Linked DNA regions of Homo sapiens: region 2 is linked to region 1. The links are chromatin contacts, found by Hi-C or POLR2A ChIA-PET in ENCODE. All regions are on one chromosome and are shown on one strand. The core of a region is the stretch at or near the end of the contact, and the rest is flanking DNA. Distances in the headings are between cores, read along the strand shown.

Region 1 (6,446 bases), core at 1,695-4,194:
GGGGTCAGTGGTGGTGCAGAGCCGGGGACCGGGGTCAGTGGTGCTGGAGAGCCGGGGACCGGGGTCAGTGGTGCTGGAGAGCCGGGGGCCGGGGTCAGTGGTGGTGCAGAGCCGGGGACCGGGGTCAGTGGTGGTGCAGAGCCGGGGACCGGGGTCAGTGGTGCTGGAGAGCCGGGGACCGGGGTCAGTGGTGCTGGAGAGCCGGGGGCCGGGGTCAGTGGTGGTGCAGAGCCGGGGACCGGGGTCAGTGGTGCTGGAGAGCCGGGGGCCGGGGTCAGTGGTGCTGGAGAGCCGGGGGCCGGGGTCAGTGGTGGTGCAGAGCCGGGGACCGGGGTCAGTGGTGCTGGAGAGCCGGGGACTGGGGTCAGTGGTGCTGGAGAGCCGGGAGCCGGGGTCAGTGGTGCTGGAGAGCCGGGGGCCGGGGTCAGTGGTGGTGCAGAGCCGGGGACCGGGGTCAGTGGTGCTGGAGAGCCGGGGGCCGGGGTCAGTGGTGCTGGAGAGCCGGGGGCCGGGGTCAGTGGTGGTGCAGAGCCGGGGACCGGGGTCAGTGGTGCTGGAGAGCCGGGGACTGGGGTCAGTGGTGCTGGAGAGCCGGGAGCCGGGGTCAGTGGTGCTGGAGAACCAGGGGCTGGGATCAGTGGTCCTGGAGAGGGGGTGCCAGAGTCAGTGGTGTTGGAGAGGGGGGGCCCAGGGTCAATGGTGCTGGAGAGGGGAGAGACATGTACAGGAGGCCACCAGCCTCTACGACCCTCCCCATCCCCACAGCAGCCCCCAGACCACCACTCTCACCTCCATGCGGCCCTTCGGTCCCACTCACAGCAGTCAGGAAGATCAATGGCTTCCAGACCCCAAGTCCCACGAGTGGGGCTGGGGTGACCCTCCCACCGGGTCTTCAGGCCCCACGCTCCATCCGACCTGCAGCCCCCAGCCGGGGTCTTGTTCCTTCTCCACCTCCCTCGGGGTCTCCCTACGGGGCCCTTCCTGCCGCCTCCAGCATGCGTGGCCCCTCCCTGCACGCCAGGGCTTCCTGGTTGGCTCACACCCGTCTCCCTCCCCATAGGGGCGTCTCTAGGGCCCCACGAAGCATCTGTGGCTGGTGTCCCTGCCTGGCCATGCCAAGTGCTCCGTGAAGCCTCATCAGATGCATGGGTGAGAGGTGGGCAGTGGCTGTGTCACCTCAGAGGCCGCCCAGGGGACAGGTAATGGTGCCCTACACGGCAGCGGGCCGGGGTGCACGTGGACTGCCGTGTAAATGCGACCCTGACTCTGGGTCGTGCCGCGCGGCCTGGGACGCTGCATTCTGTTTCCTTAGAGACAGGGTCTCTTTTACCCTGAGCCCAGTGCTCCAGGTGTGGGGATTTGAGGGGAGCACTCCGGAGCTCCCAGGGCACGGGAATCGGCGACCCGCCTTCGCTCCCTGGCCCACCACACACACCTGGAGCTGCTCACAGAGAGGTTGGACCCGGCACGGGGTGGGTGGAGCAGCCACACAGGCGGAGCCGCTGGAGAGGGGGCGGGGTCCTCGGGTCCAGCCAGCCAGGCCCCCAGAGTAGCCCAAGGCTCCAGGGGCCACAGCCAGGCCGCCCGGCATCTCTGGCTCCAGAGGCCCGGGCTGAGGCCACCCGGGGACTGCGCGGGTCCCCCCGCCCCTCCCCCTCCGTACCTCCACTTGGGCCTCCTCCCAGGCGTCCAGGCGGACGGACTTCACCTTGCTGACCTGGGGGATATTCCGGTGGATTCCCGAGCAGCTCAGGCAGATGAAGACGCCCAGAGTGTAGGAGGCCCAGTCGGGATCTGCAAGGGAAAGCCGGACGTTCACGGAGGCTCAGCCCAGGGACCCCGGAGGGAGGGTGGACGGAGCCTCGAGTCAGGAGCCCCCGGCCATGCAGTGGGGGGGGCTTCAGCGGAGACCCCCGGGTACACCAGGCTCCGTGCGCCCCACAGGCACCTAACCCCAGCTCCCCCCCCGCCCTCTGCCCGGTGCAGACGGGGCTCTCCCCAGACACCCCACGGCATCTGAGGAAGCCGATCTGCATGCACCTGCTCTGCCCCGCGGGTGCCGGGAACCTCCAGCAGAGGCCGGCCCCACAGGAGCCCATGCCCCGGGCTGGAGGGCACCCGGCACTCGTGAGGATGGGTCCACCTGCTTTCCTCGTGTCCGCTGCCCTGGGAGAAGTCTGTGGGCCCGAATCCTCCTGGGTGATGGGGCCAAGATTGGGAAATTCAGATAGGATCTGAGTGCAGGGGGTGCCTCACACCCAACGCGCTGCACACCCCCGAAGGACGGATGGTAGCCGCGGATGACGACGCACCCTGCGTGGGGTGACAGCGCCCGGCGGCCACTAACTTTGCAGGTGTGACAGCGGCGCTGTGGCTTCACCCTGCATGTGGCCTGTCTAGGGATTCCACGTCTCGATGTCTGGTTTGCCTTAAAAGGTCCAACAAAGCTGGACACAGTGGCTCAGGCCCGTAATCCCAGCGCTTTGGGAGGCTGAGGGAGCAGAATTTTTTTTGAGACATAGTCTGTTGCCCAGGCTGGAGTATGATGGCACGATCTCGGCTCGCTGCAACCTCTGCCTCCCGGGTTCAAGCGATTCTCCTGCCTTAGCCTCCCGAGTAGCGAGGCACGCACCACCATGCCCGGCTAACTTTTGTATTTTTAGTGGAGATGGGGTTTCATCATGTTGGCCAGGCTGGCCTCGAACTCTTGACCTCAAGTAATCCACCTGCTCGGCCTCCCAAAGTGCTGGGATGACAGGCGTGAGCCACTGCCCAGGGTGTGGGTGCCACAGCGCAGTCTTTCTGCTGCTGCACGTGTGAAATGTCTCATTCTGAAACGGCAAAATGTGGGGAGCGTCCAGCCCCGCCCTGGGGCGATGGCTAAGAGGGCTGCTGTGTGACTCTCCTGTTTTCTTCTGGCTCCCAACGACCCTTCACAATAAGTCAAGGGAGTGGAATGGCTGAAAGGCACCCTAGAGAGAACAGTCTCTCTGGGGGAGATGAGTCATCTCTGAACTGCTTTTATTTTTAAGTGGAGGCTCTCCTGGGTGAGGCTGGTGGAAATCGAGGCGCTTCCCCACAAGCAGGTGCGGCTGTGGACCCAAGCCTGTTTGGGGAATCATGAGTGGAGAGGACCCCACCCTTCAGGCCTGGCGGAGGATAGCCCCCCTCCCAACGCTGATCGGGGCCCACCCCTGGCTGGTGGGGGACTCCCATGCCAGGCGGCGGAGGCCCAGTGGGGCTGGGGCTGGGCCTGGGCTCTGAGTCACTGCCAGGAGGAGAGGCACCCAAGTGAGCCCCCGGCCGGGGATGGTGCGTGAGAACCAGCAGGCTGAACCTCGGATTTGGGGGTCATGCCCGGCCTCTGGGATTTGGGGGTCACGCCGGGCCTCGGATTTGGGGGTCACGCCCGACCTCTGGGATTTGGGGGTCACGCCCGGCCTCTGGGATTTGGGGGTCACGCCCGACCTCTGGGATTTGGGGGTCACGCCCGACCTCTGGGATTTGGGGGTCACGCCCGGCCTCTGGGATTTGGGGGTCACGCCCGACCTCTGGGATTTGGGGGTCATGCCTGGCCTCTGGGATTTGGGGGTCATGCCTGGCCTCTGGGATTTGGGGGTCACGCTGCACATCTGGGATTTGGGGGTCACGCCGGGCCTCTGGGATTTGGGGGTCACGCCCGACCTCTGGGATTTGGGGGTCACGCCCGGCCTCTGGGATTTGGGGGTCACGCCCGACCTTTGGGATTTGGGGGTCATGCCCGGCCTCTGGGATTTGGAGGTCATGCCCGGCCTCTGGGATTTGGAGGTCATGCCCGACCTCTGGGATTTGGGGGTCACGCCCGGCCTCTGGGATTTGGGGGTCACGCCCGACCTCTGGGATTTGGGGGTCACGCCCGGCCTCTGGGATTTGGGGGTCACGCCCGACCTCTGGGATTTGGGGGTCATGCCCGGCCTCTGGGATTTGGGGGTCATGCCCGGCCTCTGGGATTTGGGGGTCATGCCCGACCTCTGGGATTTGGGGGTCATGCCCGGCCTCTGGGATTTGGGGGTCACGCTGCACATCTGGGATTTGGGGGTCATGCCCGGCCTCTGGGATTTGGGGGTTTTCTGTCACAGCTGTTAGGCTCCCTGATTAATGAAGCCTGTCTCCCCATTAACGTGGGCTTCTTGAGGACCCCAGACCCAGCACCCCCGGATCTGGCACAGAGCTCAGTCCGGAGCAGGTCTCCACGGGAGTCATGAATGAAGGGGCCACTAACAGCCCTACTTCAGCAGAGCCCCTGTCTTCGAGAGAGACCACAGGCTTTCTCCTCACCCCTCAGTCAGTCAAACATTTGCCCAAGTGACCCTGTCTCGGGTACCAGGAGTTTTGCCTGTGCTGAGTAGGGCGGCTTTTGGGAGAAAGAATGCGGTTACAGGATCAGCCGTTGTTTGGTTTTGCGGGGTTTTTTTTGTCTTGTATTGTATTGTTTTGTTTTGAGACAGGGTCTTGCCCTGTTGCCCAAGGTGGAGTGCAGTGGTGCAATCACAGCTCACAGCTCACTGCAGCCTCCAACGCCTGGGCTCAAGCGATCCTCCTGCCTCAGCCTTCCAAGTAGCTGGGACCGCAGGCATGCACCAGCATACCCAGCTAATTTTTAAAATTTTTGGTAGAGATGAAGTCTCTCTATGTTGCCCAGCTTGGGCTTGAACTCCTGGGCTCAAGCGATCCTCCTGTCTTGGCCTCCTAAAGTGTTGGGATTACAGATGTGTGACGCCGTGTCTGGCCTGCAAAGTATTTAGTTACACACACCCCTGGAGAACAGGTGGGGAAGAACCACACTGAAGTCCCAGAAGAGAGAGACCTGACTCCCCCCGGGCTCCGTCTTCTCCCGAAGCCTTGGTGAAAGATGCCGCAAATGCTCGGTACGTGGCTGTGCGAGGGGCGCCCAGAAGGCACGCCAGTCTCCGGGCCTCGGTCTCCTCATCTGTCGGATGGGACAGCACGAGCCACTTACAGGGGTAGCAGGCAACATGAGCCCAGCTGGGAACATCACCGCTCGGGGTGCAGTGGGGGGCCCTCCTTCTCACCGCATGGCAATGCTGTTGGTTCTGCTCCGACAGTGTGGACCACGGACCCAGGCTTCCTGTCTCATGGCCTTTATCTGCCCATCTAGAAATTCTGAGGGAGGCTGAGCAACGGCCACCAACAGCTCCCGCCCAGCCCAGGGTCCAGAATGCCTGTGCCCACCTCCAACCTCACTCGGGTGCTCCGGGACAGGCTGTCCCTCTCCTGGCCTGGAAGGAGGCCTGTTCACAGAACCCAGGGAGCTGGGCCTGGAAGGAGGCCTGTTCATGGAACCCGTAGCAGGAGCTGGACTCTACGGCGTGGACCAGCTGCCTGTTGTTGTAAATAAGGTGTTACTGGAACTCAGCCATGCCCATTTATGAACTGTCTATAGCTGCTTTTGTGAGCGGTCGTTGACTAGCTGTGATGGAGACTCTACGGCCCTAAAATATTTACTGTCATTTTTGTTGTTTTTTGAGACAGAGTTTCGCTCTTGTTGTCCAGGCTGGAGTGCAATGGTGTGATCTCAGCTCACTGCAACTTCTGCCTCCCAGGTTCAAGTGATTCTCCTGCTTCAGCCTCCCGAGTAGCTGGGATTACAGGCGTGCACCACCATGCCCGGCTAATTTTCTATTTTTAGTAGAGATGTGGTTTCACCATGTTGGCCAGGCTGGTCTCAAACTCCCGACTTAGGTGATCCGCCTGCCTCGGCCTCACAAAGTGCTGGGATTACAGGCGTGAGCCACCACGCCCAGCCTACTATCTGTCTTTTTAAGAAAAAGTTTGCTGGCTGCGTGTGGTGGCTCACACCTGTAATCCCAGCACTTCGGGAGGCCAAGGCGGGTGGATCACCTGAGGTCAGGAGTGTGAGAACAGTCTGGCCAACATAGTGAAACCCCGTCTCTACTAAAAATACAAAAATTAGCCGGGCGTGGTGGCGGGTGCCTGTAATCCCAGCTACTTGGGAGGCTGAGGCAAGAGAATCACTGGAACCCGGGAGATGGAGATTGCAGTGAGCCGAGATCGTGCCACTGCACTCCAGCCTGGGCAACAGAGTGAGACTTTGTCTCAAAAAAAAAAAAAAAAGTTTGCCAATGTCTGCTTAGAGGGAAAAATGGGGGTGGCACAGATGAGTGAGCCCAAGAAGGGCTTGTAAGTAGGACTGATAGCTTACAGCCATTACTAATATAGCCTATCTTTGACAAACCAGCTACAAGTGAGGCTAAGGAGTGGTTACAACCTGTCCCGACCTCTTGCAACTGGCACAAGGTCCCCCGGTGTAAAGTTAGAGGTTGTCTGATGCAAACCTGTCACATCCTCCTTGGTATTTGTGTGTGAGCATATACATACGTGCGTGCATACCCACAGACACAACATGAACAGCCTACTGGGGAGGG
Region 2 (5,216 bases), core at 1,513-4,012, 220 kb after region 1:
TCAGACGGTGAAGATGAGAATCTTTTGAACAAAGGATCAATTACCTTCTGGAATGCAAACGGACACTTATGTGCAGCGTATGGAAAATGATCTTTACAGAAATCTTGTTTACATGCATCACATTTTACTGGAAGAAAATCTAAAAAACAAAAAACAGGGAAGTGTTTTAACGACTGGAACAAAATACTTCCAGATAGTACTATCAAAGTGTTTACCTACACTAAGTGTTTTAGGCCTATGAGATGGACAGGTCCTCGAGGGCCACACATGTGAAAACAATCCCAGGGTCAGGCTGTCTTCTAGAGACCCCCTATGGCATCGCAAGTATTCCAGCAGCCCCCTGGATCCACCTGGCCCTGCTAGCCAGCCTGCACTCCTGCACCCAGCCTCTGGTGGATGCTAAGTGTCAAACAGAACCTGCACCAGCACAGTTCCCAATACTGAGGAGCCAGGAAGGCCAAGACACAATTATCAGCTAATTAACAGAACAGCCAGCTTTCCCCCAACAAAATACCATTTTCTATTAAGTCTCTTAAAAGTACTCACCTAGCTGCTTGCAAGTCTTTTCTGAACAATGCTTCCCCAAATCAGGAAACTCCATTATGAGAACAGTGCTCAAAACGCAGATGGCGGAGTTAAGTGTCACCTACAAGAGAATCAGAATAGTTAGGAGGAAAGCTGGACTGCCCTTCAGTCACCAGGATTTACAATGTAATTACAGCTAATGAAAGTCAACAAACGCACTGTGTGGGGAGCATTCCATGGAGTTTTAGTACAAATACCAGGTGTCCGCCATTCGTAGTCAACCCCATTAAGAGACACGGACTCCTTCACAGGCCTTTTAATTCCTAGTCTATGAAGCACTCCTTGAACTCGGGTTTCTATTTAAACTCACACTGAGGGGGCGAGAGCTAATTCACACAGCTGCCAGTGATGATTACGACTTTGGTGAATTTTAAGTCACAATTTTATCCATGGAATATACTTGTTCACATAAACAAAACTCTGTTACTAGGTGCTAAATCACATCAGTTGACTCCATTATCCAGAGAAGATTTAACTCTGTCCCTCGCCTCTCTCTTCAACTCCCTTAGGCATTGAATCTTACTGTGAACTTATTCCTCGATGACATCAACCTGGAGTTGATCAGGGAGAAGCGCAAGCTGTTAAGTCACTATGGAAAACAGGCAGACAGCTGGTGAAACTACCGCACTCGAGAGAGAATCAAGGGGCTCACGAGGTCCCCTCCATGATCTAGTACCCACCAGCCCTCCCGGGGCCTTTTCCTGGGGCTCACGAGGTCCCGTCATCTAGTACTCACCAGCCCCTCCCGGGGCCTTTTCCTGACCTTCCCATCAGCTCTCTCCCCACTCCTGGAGGCCTCCTAGACTGTCGCCTAAGACTGGAACACTCTCGCCCATGGCAAACGTCTAGTTATCCCCTCCCGCCTCAGTTTAAAGCCATTCCCACCCTCCCCAGTTCCCTCTATGTTACACGCCCGCTACTTAAGGTGCCCATTAGTCCTTTCCCAGCCCTCCTTCGCCCACAGCTTCCAACTACAGATCCGCTGCTTTACTATTAGCTCCCGGTGCCCGACACACAGCAGGCGTTCCGAAATTGTTTTGTTCAAGGAATTCACAAGAGTTTGATGTGAATCCCCAAATGATTTTGTTCTGGACGCACAGCACCCGTCCTAGGAAACCAACACCCTACCCTGGCGGGCCGGGCCCGCAGCAAGAAAACACACATCTACGTGGCTGTCACTCGGCTGGCGGGTTAACGACCCCGTGCGACCCGGTACTACGGCCCCGATGGCAGGCCCGGCCCCCAGCAGACAGCCGGACTCCCAGCAGACAGGCCGGACCCCCAGCAGCCAGACCCCGGCAGGCCCGGTCCCCAGCAGACAGCCGGACCCCCAACAGCCAGACCCCGGCAGGCCCGGTCCCCAGCAGACAGGCCGGACCCCCAACAGCCAGACCCCGGCAGGCCCGGTCCCCAGCAGACAGGCCGGACCCCCAGCAGCCAGACCCCGGCAGGCCCGGTCCCCAGCAGACAGGCCGGACCCCCAGCAGCCAGACCCCGGCAGGCCCGGTCCCCAGCAGACAGCCGGACCCCCAACAGCCAGACCCCGGCAGGCCCGGTCCCCAGCAGACAGGCCGGACCCCCAGCAGCCAGACCCCGGCAGGCCCGGTCCCCAGCAGACAGGCCGGACCCCCAGCAGCCTGACCTCCAGCAAGCAGCCGGACTTTCAGCAGCCGCACTCCTAGCAGACAGGCCGAACCCCCGAGCAACCTGACCTCAAGGCAGGCCCGACCCCCGGCAGACCCTGTCTGCGCAATCCCGGCCCCGTACCTGGCTCTCGTCGGGGACCCAGGCAGCTGAGGTGAGCAGCAGATGGAAGAGACGTAAACTCAGGTGTCCTCCTCCGTAGTCGGCTCCGGGTAGCTAAGCAGAAAGAACCTCGACACTGGCACCGAGACGCCGTCGGAGGCACACCCACACCCACACCGGAACGCAACATCTCGCTGCCCGCGGCCTACGGGGATTTATCCGCAGCCCCCGGATCTGAGAGCCGTCTGGGCCTTGGGGTTTCCGGGCGCGCCCCGACAACGTCACCCGCAGACCGGCCAATCCCGCCAGGCCGCGGCCCAGTGGCGCCGGCGCACACCGAAGACGACACCAGCCATCCGGCCAATCCCGCCCCGCCGCGCCCCGCAGGCCCGCCCACTCCTCGCTTCTCCACTTCCCTTCTCGAAGTGTCCGGTCGCTTCTCGCAGGCGGCGCGCTTGCTGGGTCACAGTGAGGCGGCTCCGCGCAGGCGCAGCCGGGCGGGCGAGGAGCGGGGAAGCTGACTCAGGGCTGCGGCCGGGGTCCTGCGGGGTAGGAGCGCGAGGCCGGCCTGAGGGAGGAGGCCTAGCGACCCATCCGGCGCCTCCCGCCCCGGGCACCCGCCCGCGGCCGCGCATCCTGCGGGCCCCAGGAGGCCTCCATCTCAAAACAACGTGTTTTTAGGTAATTTCAAACTTAGGGAAAAGCTTCAAGAATAATACCGAAAATGTCAGTGTCCCCAGCACCTAGATCCCCCAGTTAAATCCTTTTCCATTTCACCGCGCTGCCCCCCGCCCCCTGGACGGTTATGTGGCCGCGTGGGGTTGGCTCTGCCCAGGGCCGCGGTCACTGCACAGAACGCCCTGCACGTAAGGGGCTCCGCCTGGGTAAGACCCCGCCCAGCTGGGCAGGAGGAGGGCGTGGGCCCAGGACATGGAGACCAGCCTGGGCAACATAGCGAGACCCCATCTCTGCAGAAATAAAATATTAGCCGGACGGTGCACGGTGGCTCAGGCCTGTAATCCCGGCACTTTGGGAGGCCGAGGTGGGAGGATGGCCTGAGGTTAGTGTCTCACATGTCTGTGTGAAGAGACCACCAAACAGGCTTTGTGTGAGCAACAAGGCTGTTTATTTCACCCGGGTGCAGCCCGGCTGAGTCGGAAAAGAGAGTCAGCAAAGGGCGATGGGATTATCATTAGTTCTTACAGGTTTTGGGATAGACGGTGGAGTTAGGAGCAATGTTTTGCAGGCAGGTGGTGGATCTCATAAGGTACATTCTCAAGGGTGGGGAGAATTACAAAGAACCTTCTTAAGGGTAGAGGAGATTACAAAGTACATTGATCAGTTAGGATGGGGCAGAAACAAATTACAAGGGTGGAATGTCATCAGTTAAGGCTGTTTTCACTTCTTTTGTGGATCTTCAGTTGCTTCAGGCCATCTGGATGTATACATGCAGGTCACTGGGGATATGATGGCTTAGCTTGGGCTCAGAGGCCTGACAGGAGTTCAAGACCAGCCTGGTGAACATGACGAAACCCTGTCTCTACAAAAATAAGAAATGAACGCAGCATGGTGGCATGCACCTGCAGTCCCAGCCTCTTGGGAGGTGGAGGCATAAGTCAGCTGTGAATGCGCCCTGCACTAGAGCCTGGGCAGCAGAGCAGACCCTTCCTCAAACCCAAAAAGCGTCGTGCCAACCAGACCAGATGGTCGCCTAATCAATAGAGACCATGCCCAATCAGGTAAGGACAGACACAACCAGGCATGCTTTTTCTTGTTTTGTTTTTTGTTTGTTGTTTTGAGATGGAGTTTCACTCTTGTTGCCCAGGCTGGAGTGCAGTGGTGTGATCTCGGCTCACCGGAACCACCACCTCCTGGGTTCAAGCGATTCTCCTGCCTCAGTCTCCCAAGTAGCTGGGATTACAGGCATGCACCACCAGGCCCGGCTAATTTTGTATTTTTAGTAGAGACGGGGGTTTCTCCATATTGGTCAGGCTGGTCTCAAACTCCCAACCTCAGGTGATCTGCCTGCCTCGGCCTCCCAAAGTACTGGCATTACAGGCGTGAGCCACTGCGCCCAGCTTGTTGTTTTTCTTTAGACAGTGTCTTCCTCTGTGGCTCAGGCTGAAGGGCACTGGGATGATCACAGCTCACTGCAGCCTCCACCTCCCAGGCTCAAGCCATCCTTCTTCCTCAGGCTCCTGAGTAGCGGGAGCTACAGGCATGCGCCATCATGCCTGGCTAATTTTTGTATTTTTTGTAGATACGGGGTTTTGCTATGTAGCCCAGGCTGGTCTTGAACTCCTGACCTCAGGTGATCCCTCTGCCTCAGCTTCCCAAAGCGCTGGGATTACAGAACATGAGCCACTGTGCCCGGCTTATTGTACAGTCTTTACTCTCGGTTTTCACCAGAGAACTCAAGGGCTGTGAAAAGAGCAGGACCTCACCAGCTGCACGGCGGTGGTGACTGGCTCCATCTTGCTGTCCCTCCCAATCACACAACATCTCCCCTTGAAGGCTCTGCCCAGGCCCGGACTCCCACCTTTCAAGATGTCTGGATCAGTGCAGGACCTCCTCCTTGGCCACATCGCTCTCCTTGGACTGGTTCGTTAACCCTGTTTTACCCACATTTTCTTTTTTTTTCTTTTTCTTTTTTTTTTTTTTTCTGAGACAGAGTTTCATTCTTGTTGCCCAGGCTGGAGTGCAATGACTCGGTCTCGGCTCATTGCAACCTCCGCCTTGCAGGTTCAAGTGATTCTCCCACCTCAGCCTCCCAAGTAGGATTACAGGTACACACCACCACGCACAGCTAATTGTTTTGTATTTTAGGAAGAGATGGGGTTTCATCATGTTAGCCAGGCTGGTCAGGTGATCCATCCGCCTTGGCC

What was found. Hi-C counts contacts between places; a loop is a spot of excess contacts on that map. ChIA-PET counts read pairs that join two places held with the same protein, here RNA polymerase II (POLR2A). Pooled maps may share reads with other maps.
Region 2: a loop to region 1 is called in a pooled map, with 2.9 times the contacts of the local background. The contact joins the promoter of ZFAND2A-DT here to the enhancer-like site in region 1. A Hi-C loop is called at or near these places in 1 of 168 maps with a recorded cell type or tissue (OCI-LY7), 6 of 37 single-sample maps with no recorded cell type and 9 of 50 pooled maps. POLR2A ChIA-PET finds 5 or more read pairs at or near these places in 2 of 52 experiments (K562 and OCI-LY7).

The regions. Positions count from the first base shown.
Region 1 is chr7:933,712-940,157 of GRCh38, forward strand. ADAP1 (ArfGAP with dual PH domains 1) reads right to left here. Exons shown (of 11, transcript NM_006869.4): 2 at 1,664-1,794. Among named protein-coding and RNA genes, the nearest start is that of ADAP1, 18 kb to the right of the region's middle. RefSeq lists a silencer at 3,244-3,293. Within about 2 kb of position 2,945, at least 4 of the 41 ENCODE cell types and tissues checked have a DNase peak (open chromatin) inside an H3K27ac peak, as active enhancers do.
Region 2 is chr7:1,157,612-1,162,827 of GRCh38, forward strand. It overlaps ZFAND2A-DT (ZFAND2A divergent transcript), which reads left to right and starts at 2,763. Exons shown (of 3, transcript NR_110069.1): 1 at 2,763-3,012; 2 at 4,741-4,932. It overlaps ZFAND2A (zinc finger AN1-type containing 2A), which reads right to left and starts at 2,585. Exons shown (of 5, transcript NM_182491.4): 1 at 2,353-2,585; 2 at 547-646; 3 at 45-139. The coding sequence starts at 601. RefSeq lists enhancers at 1,687-2,201, 2,202-2,714, 2,715-3,228, 3,229-3,741 and silencers at 2,524-3,063, 3,074-3,123.